2 separate regions of the Homo sapiens genome follow, and region 2 is linked to region 1. The links are chromatin contacts, found by POLR2A ChIA-PET in ENCODE. All regions are on one chromosome and are shown on one strand. Each heading gives the region's core, a stretch centred on a gene start or an enhancer-like site at or near the end of the contact. The rest is flanking DNA. Distances are from core to core; before and after follow the strand shown.

Region 1 (4,377 bases), core at 1,661-4,160:
AATTGATTTATTGGTAGAATCAACTTTTTTTCAATGTTATCTGGATAAAAGTTTAGATTCCCACAAATTTCACCCATTTCATTCTAAAGGTTGTGAATATATTGTTTAAAAAACCCAGTTTTTCTTTTTTGAGACAGGGTCTTGCTCTGTTGCCCAGGTTGGCAGTGCAGTGGCACGATCTAGGCTCACAGTAACCCCCACCTCCTGGGTTCAAGCAATTCTTGTGCCTCAGCCTCCTGAGTAGCTGGGATTACAGGTAGGCGCACACCACCATGCCTGGCTAATTTTTGTATTTTTAGTAGAGACAGGGTTTCCCCATGTTGGCCAGGCTGGTCTTGAACTCCTGTCTTGAAGTGATCCACCTGCCTCAGCCTCCCAAAGTGCTGGGATTACAGGCATGAGCCACTGCGCCCAACCTAAAAATCCCAGTTGTTTGTTATTTAAAATTTATTTAGTGGGTCACAATCAGAATTTTTAAAAGTGAACGAAATCATCAAAGTATATATAGTAAGGGTGCATTATTTTGTTAAATTTCAGGTTGTTGGCGTGTGTGTATATTGGGTCATGATGTAAAATGCAGTTTCTTTTTTAAGCAAAAGGTAAAATTTTATTGTAAATAAATCTATTAATAAGAGGGACAGGGATGGGGAATTACAAGACCTTGATTAATAAAAGCATCACCACCATTAGCACTTCTCGTTGTCCCTTTAGCCCCTGAAGGCTTCTTTAACTGGGGCAGTGTACCTTAATTAGATTCTGCATGTAAAGTATTTCTTACAATGGCTTGTGTGTGAACAGGTAAAATCCAAATTTTTATGTGAACTACCGTAATTCTAAAATGCTGAAAACTGGCCAGGCACAGTGGTTCACACCTGTAATCCCAGCACTTTGGGAGGCCAAGGCAGGTGATCACCTGAGGTCAGGAGTTCGAGACCAGCCTGGGCAACATGGTGAAACCCCATCTCTACTAAACACACACACACACACACACACACACAAGCCAGGTGTGGTGGTGCATGCCTGTAATCCCAGCTACTTGGGAGGCTGAGGCGCGAGAATCGCTTGAACTTGGGAGACGGAGGTTGTAGTGAGCTGAGATCGCGCTACTGCACTCCAGCCCGGGCAACAGAGCAAGACTCTGTCTCAAAAAAGAAAAAAAAAAAAAATCCACTGTAATTCAAAAGGAGGTAATCAGGCCCTGGCACTGTGTTCATGCCTGTAATCTCAGCAATTTGGGAGGCAAAGGTGGGAGGACTGCTTGAGTCCAGGAGTTCGACACCAGCCTTGGCCACACAGGGAAACCCCGTCTCTACAAAAAATGCAAAATTAATTGGGTGTGGTGGTGCATGCCTGTAGTCCCAGCTAGTTGGGAGGCTGAGGTGGGAGAATCTCTTGAGCCTAGGAGGCAGAGGCTGCAGTGAACCAAGATCATGCCATTGCACTCTAACCTGGGTGACAGAGTGAGACCCTGCTCCAAAAAAAATAAATAAAATAAAATAAAGGCCGGGCACGGTGGCTCACACCTGTAATCCCAGCACTTTAAGAAGCCAAGGCGGGCGGATCATGAGATGGAGAGCATCCTGGCTAACACGGTGAAACCCCGTCTCTATTAAAAATACAAAAAATTAGTTGGGCGTGGTGGCGTGCCCCTGTAGTCCCAGCTACTTGGGAGGCTGAGGCAGGAGAATCACTTGAACCCCGGGGGCAGAGGTTGCAGTGAGCCGAGATCCTGCCACTGCACTCCAGCCTGGGCAACAGAGTGAGACTGTCTCAAAAAAAAGGAGGTAATGAAACTGAAATCAACCCACTCTAGAGCTGGAGGCTACTGTTCAGTTTGCCTTTTGACCTGCGTGCTTATTTTGCAGATGTCTCTCAACTAAACAAAATCTCATTACACAGCATGCAAAGGGTGATGCAAAAATAGTTTATTATGATATAGTTTATGTAAAGTTAGGTAATATTTACAAAATAAAAATGATCAGCTACATCCAGGGAATCTAGCATGTCACACAAAGGAATAAATATTCTGACAAAGTAACACTTCAATTGTAGTGAATCGTTGATCACAAACTAACTTTGTAAAAAAAAAAAAAGCCTCAAGACGCCCCTCCCCCCCCCCCCCCCAAAAAAAAAGCAGCAGCTCAGCTGGTCAGGCTTTCTTGAGACACTGGCCTGACAGTGGATGGCCCACCCTACCCCGGGGCTCTACTTCTTAGACCCGAGCGCTGTGCTGGAACCTAGGGAGGCGGTACTCATTCAGCCCTTTCTTCTGCACACAGCTTTTAGTCTGTTTGTTAAGCGTTACCACTTAGCATTAGAACAGAAATGAAACACCAGTTGGAATTATACAAGCTGCTTCTTTTCATCATGTGACAGAACGTTTGTGAGAACTGCTGGAATCACAAGCTGCGGCAGAGGTGACTGAAGCATTTCCACTCCGTTCACATATAGCGCCCCAGCTTGGCACAGTAGGTTTTGCCTTTGATAACGAATTTTGACACTGACCCTGACAGAAGGGCACAGCTGTGAGAAAAATCATTAAGAATTGTAATTGTTGAGGAGCCACTTGGATGCTTTCTACCTTTTATAAATTGTACCCTAGGAAAACCACATGAAGTAATTCTTATACTTAACTGGTTTTGAATCCTAACAGTATGTCAGTAGATACGTTGTTAATACTAAAGGTAAATCCTAAAATCCTTTAAAATCCATTTTAATTGAAGCTTGTGATATAAATGTAACACAGTAGTGAACTGAGTGTTCTTCACAATCTATTCCTAGCTGTCTATAAAACTAAGGATGTGACACCACTAACTTCTCAAGGGCAGTGGGGGGCAGGGAGTGATGGGCGTGACCGTGAGGCTGCCAGCGCTGTGTGTGTGGCTGCGCCTCCGAAACACCCTTTCCTCAGGTGGCCGAGCTGCGCCTGGGGAAGGCCCCCACTGAGGCTGTGCCCGAGGAACATGCCGTGTCCACCCCTTGGGACTTGGACGTCCTCTCAGGCCATCCTACATTACTGGAGTCTCCAATTCTTAAGTATTCTGTGACTCAGTGTTTCCTTACCAATCTGACAAAAATAGGTGCTGTAAAAAACAGCTGCATCTAAGTTCTGCAGCCTCCACGGAATTCCAGGATATGACCAAAGGGCTGGGGAATCCAAACAGCTCCAGTGCTCCACAGAGCCCTGCCCAGTGAGTGGTCTTGAAGGTTCTCAGAAACTGCACATTTAGACCCTGATCCCAGAACTGTGCCTTCAACCAAGTCTCCCTAGGATAGCGTTAAATTACTGTGCAGAAGTCTGGTCAAGATGGCACCATCATTTTCTTAATTTTCCTGATTTTCCTTAAGGACTCTGGCTCTACCAAGAAGAGGCAATAGAGAATTCTTTCAATGAAACAATGTATGGATACAGGGCTATCGTTATTTTGGATATTGTACACTTTAAAACCATCTGTTAGATGACCAAACGTTTTACAAAGATGCAGCAGTCATTAAAAACATTTCCTTATAATGCTGGGCGGGCTTCAACGGTGCAGTCAACCCTGTTCTCCCCATCTTAAAAAGGGGTGTCTAAGATTTTTTTAAAAACCCATACAAACTCTGTCACAAAAATCCCTGCAGTAACTTCTCAGTAATATTTACATTGCTTGCTCTAAATAATATACAGGTTATTTTGAAGAAAATAAACACAGCTGCTTTTAAATACAGAGAAATTGCAAGCTACACCAAGCATGCAGTAGCTTAAGTATTCACAAAGTACTGCATCCGAACACCTAAGGACTCGGACCCAAGACGTGTTCAGACAGAAACTTGCCCCATCTCTAGGGATGATCTAGTGTTGAGCTACTGACTCCCCTACCCTGCCAAGAGCCTTTTCTTTTGTTGAAGGATTTCAGAGAAGGGAGATGTCTTCCCTTTACAGAGAAGCAAGAATACTTGAAGCTCACAGTTCTGAAAAGGGCAAAAGAATGAACAGGGTCTTGTCCCTGGCAGACAAAATTTGAGATAACTGATAATGTTCCTTTCCATGCTGGGTTTATGCCAGGCTTTCCTTTTAAAGAGCCTACAGCACGGTATTACTAGCCTTCAGCTCAGGCTGGTTCTTAACTGCCCATCAGCTGTGGACACATGCCCTTGCTGAAAGCTGTTTGGCCCAAATGTGTAAACACAAGAACTGTACAAAGGTAAAACGAAGAGCCCCCTCTAAGGGGTGGCTGCAGAACAACCTGCCGTAGCTGCTGTGCAAGGAAGAACGGCCATCTCAGAACGTTCTGTTGCTTGGCATTGAGAACAGTGGTGGCCTTCACCTTTCGATGTGAAGATGACCGTTCACTGGATGAAAAATCTACTGAGTTTACATCTTTAAAGTGGGTGGTG
Region 2 (4,089 bases), core at 749-3,248, 710 kb before region 1:
CTAAGGTATAAGAGTAATTAAGGAAGAACTCACTCCAACTTCCAAACAGCTCCACTCCAACTTTTGGACAGAGCCCATTTGTGAACTGAGTACTGTCTATAATTCTGCAAGATTTTATCTGGGAATCCACCTCAGATCTGTCACCTAAAAACACAAAACTTGTTGGGTTTTAAGGAGACTCACTTAAGCTTTCTCTGGGAAAAGGAGTTCCATGGAATTCAGGAAGAGCCGGGCATCCAGGGCTCACAAGGACCTGGCACGCTCTCTTCTGTGTCTCTCATATGGTTTCTCTGGAAAAACTCTCTTCTATGTACCCACACACCAGTGGGTTAGTTAGGGTTTTGAATAAATAATACTTGCATGTGATACAGAATTCAAGAGGTCTGCAAAAAGGCAGTCCAGTGAAAAACCTCCCTCCGCCTTTGGTTCCCTTCCTTAGGGGCAGCCACAGTTACCAGGTTGTTATAGCTCTTTCTAGAGAGTCTCTTCCCTACGCTGGCACCTGTGCTATGTATGTTTGCTTTCCTTCTATAACTCAACTAATAGCAAGCTTTGTACACTGTTATGCAAAGAACTTTATGCACATGTCTTTGAGTTTGGTGTATATTGGTGCATGAGTTTCTTTATTCTTTTTTGCAGCTGCATAGTATTCCATTGTGTCAATGATTTAATTTAACCTGTTGTGTATTGATGGACATTCAGTTTGTTCCCAGTCTTTTACATTTACAAACATGCTGCAGCCAGCAAATAGTCTTGCATATATACTAGTTCACATATCTGTAGGATCGTGTCCTCAAGTGGGATTGTAAGTATCTTTATATGTCTGTTCTTTTTTCCAGGCCAAAGGATGCCATTCGAGCCCTGAAGAAGCGGCTCAACGGGAACCGGAACTACAGAGAGGTGATGCTGGCATTAACAGTGAGTGCTATTCTCCTTGAGGAGAGAAGTCATCTGGGGAACTCCTTGCTCCTGGCCTTGCCCCCCTCACAGGGCCTTCCCTCTGCCCACTTAGCACAACCTCTGAATGGCTTGGTGCCTGGGCCACTGGAGTCCAGCAAAGCCTTCTGGTATTGCCTTTGGGTTTTCCTGTCCTCTGAAACAGGGAGTGGTGAGCTTCAATTTGGTAAATGTATACGAGCAGAAGATAAGGTGTGTGCAGTGCTGTCAGGTACAGAAGCCCAGAGCAGAGGAGCTAAAGGTTTTGGGTGGGTCCCTTTTCTGTCACCAGCCTGCTCTGAGACTGAGACCAACTCCTTCTCTAGATATCAGTTTCCTCTTTGTAAAAATGTTGGCCAGGCGCGGTGACTCACACCTGTAATCCCAGCACTTTGGGAGGCTGAAGCGGGAGGATCTCAAGGTCAGGAGTTCAAGACCAGCCTGGCCAACATAGTGAAACCCAGTCTCTACTAAAAATACAAAAATTAGCCAGGCATGGTGGCAGGTGCCTGTAGTCCCAGCTACTCAGGAGGCTGAGGCAGGAGAATTGCTTGAACCCGGGAGGTGGAGGTTGCCGTGAGCTGAGATCGCACCACTGCACTCCAGCTTGGGCAACAGAGTGAGACTTCGTCTCAAAAAAAAAAAAAAAAAAAAAGTTAACTTCCACCTATTGAGTACCTGCCCCTGCCTGGGACTGTGCTGAACTTTTTGGACATTAATGAATATGTTTACAACCACCCTCCAAAAGAGATTTTACTATCCTCCCCCGTACAGATGATGAAACTGAGGCTCAGAGAGGTCTGGAGGTTTACCCAGCCTTCACAGCTAGTGAGGTGTACTGAGCTGTGGATTGCCATCATAAAGTGGTCTTTTGCATGGGGTAAAAACTGAAAATAGCTACAAAGACTCTTGAAAAAGTCAGCCAAGTGATTTTTTTCAGGAAGGAACAGACCAGATTTTTGCCCTTACCAAAGCTGTCAGAGAATTTAAAAAGACGACTTCAGGTGTTATTTCTGTCTTGAGAACTAACAGTTTTTCAGATGTGGCAAAATCTGGGCCACAGTGAGTTCTTAAAATAGAAACTGTAACAGGTCACCAGGTCAACTTCTCTGGGGCTTTGAAATAGTAGGTTATTTATCCAAAACAACCATGTTTCCTTTTAAAGCAGAGAACCTGTTTGGATTTTTTGCCCAAGCGAAACCCCAAAACTTATTAAGAGAGTTCTGCCAGGGAATTGGGATTTGAATAATAAAGGAGAAAAGACTGGTTGAGAAATAGGGAGTTGAAGCTTTTATTTTATTTTTTCTCAGAATTTGAGCCACAGCATTCACTAAACCAGGAGTGATGCCCAAAACGAGTGGCTTTCAATAACTCATATCACGAGGGAATGAGCTCTAATATATCAGGGAATTTTACTGCTATCTAAAACATCTCCATTTACACACCCAACTTCATGGTAATCGTGTTGGATGGAAATCTTTCTAAAGTGAACTCTGCGTTTACTTGCCTTCCTCTAGCAGGGCATGATGGACACTGTTTGACCTTTCCTTGGGTTAGGTCTTCACTACAAACCCAGCCATGCCTTTGGGAGGCCTGTGAAATGCGCAGGGCTGCCGTCCCTACACTGAGGCCCCATCCTAGCGCGCTTTGCATGGTCTCACGTCTGCTGATAGGGCTTCACTTACTCTCTTAGTCACTTTCAGTCCTCCTGTTTCCTGTGGCCCTCTCCGGACTTCATATCTGTACCCACCAAAATTGTTAATATTTACCCAAAATAAGTTAGTAAGAAGCCCTGAGGGGCTCTCTGCTTGTGTCTTCATTTGTGGACTTAAACATCACTTCTGATTGCTTAGAGGCCCCGTTTACTTTCTCCATGGCTTTTGGCTTCATTCTGGAAAATTACCACTGTATGTTTCATGCCTTTCAACCTATAGGGACAAAACTGCCAGGGTCCTGTTTGGCAGGGTGGCCTAAAGCGGCTCTTGCCAGCCCAGGGAGGACCTCCTAGATCTCCTGCTCAGATAGGCTTTGGGGCTGCTCTGTGGCACATGCATCTCTGTCCAGGGCACTTCCAAGACCAGGCTGGGACACACTGACCTTGAGGACTGCTGTGCAGGAGAAACTAAGCATGTATTCCCTAATGGCGGGCAGTGGTTCCTGCCACTGTTGCTCTGAGAGTGGAGTGGAGCCCCAGGCTGCTCTACTCCTCAGACCTATGCCTGTTTTTCCAATTCTCTTCCCCACTCATAATTGCAGCCTCACCTTTCCCACCTGCTTCTCACAAAATAAAGCATACTTCTTGCCATCTGCCTTGACCCCAACACCCCACTGCCTGAGTTGGGAGGAAGGTTTTAGAGAATCCTAGAGAGAAGGGTGCCTGTAAGGCCCTTGAGAACAGAAAGAACCCCTCTGGTTCATTTCAGTGCCCCCATGGATCACTACAAGAGAGTGAATGCCAATTACCTCACGGTTACCAGAATCAGGCACAAGCAGAGACTCAGAAAGGAAAATGCCTCCTTGGCTTAGTAAAACCTGTGGTCACTCAGAGGCCCTGAGGGTGCTAACCTCCAGAATCTTCCTTGGCAAGCCCAGAGGAACCCGGGGCCTCCTAAGGTGCAGCCAGCAGCAAGGCAAGGAACGATTCTGGCTGGCTGCGGAGCTGCCTGGCATGGGGAGTCCCAGCTTTGGCCTCCTAGGTTAAGTTACATGGTACCTCTGATCCTCAGCTTCCTCATCTCTAAAATGGGATGATTCCCATCTTACAGGGTTATTTCAAGGACCAAAGGGGGGAACAATAAATCTAACACATGTTGCCTGTCATCTGAGGCACTCTTAGCTGATGTGGCTGCTTGGAGGAGAGCTGTGAGGGAGGGATGGCCCTGTGGCCTCAAGGTGGGCGAGGAGACTGGGGCTCCAGAGAAGGCTAATCACAGCTCTTGTGCTCCTTCTGGCACTGACTGACAATTTGTACCTAGATCAATGTCTTCACCTTTCTAAACCTCTTAACTCTAAAACATGGGATATTAAGGTCCACTTAAGGAGAAGTAATTAGTTGTGAGAATTGGATAAAACTCCATATGTTATGGAAGGATCTCTCATAGTGCCTGGCATATAGTCGCATTCAGTCAGTGTTCCAGTTATGGACCTTTCTTT

The links. ChIA-PET counts read pairs that join two places held with the same protein, here RNA polymerase II (POLR2A).
Region 2: POLR2A ChIA-PET joins it to region 1 with 13 read pairs in activated T-cell. The contact joins two enhancer-like sites. POLR2A ChIA-PET finds 5 or more read pairs at or near these places in 2 of 52 experiments (A673 and activated T-cell).

The regions. Positions count from the first base shown.
Region 1 is chr17:17,190,175-17,194,551 of GRCh38, reverse strand. MPRIP (myosin phosphatase Rho interacting protein) reads right to left here. Exons shown (of 24, transcript NM_001364716.4): 24 at 1,909-4,377. Among named protein-coding and RNA genes, the nearest start is that of PLD6, 14 kb to the left of the region's middle. RefSeq lists a silencer at 1,828-1,917 and enhancers at 2,088-2,753, 2,754-3,421. Within about 2 kb of position 2,910, at least 12 of the 41 ENCODE cell types and tissues checked have a DNase peak (open chromatin) inside an H3K27ac peak, as active enhancers do.
Region 2 is chr17:17,895,425-17,899,513 of GRCh38, reverse strand. TOM1L2 (target of myb1 like 2 membrane trafficking protein) reads left to right here. Exons shown (of 15, transcript NM_001082968.2): 3 at 840-918. Among named protein-coding and RNA genes, the nearest start is that of SREBF1, 60 kb to the right of the region's middle. RefSeq lists an enhancer at 1,711-1,760. Within about 2 kb of position 1,998, at least 2 of the 41 ENCODE cell types and tissues checked have a DNase peak (open chromatin) inside an H3K27ac peak, as active enhancers do.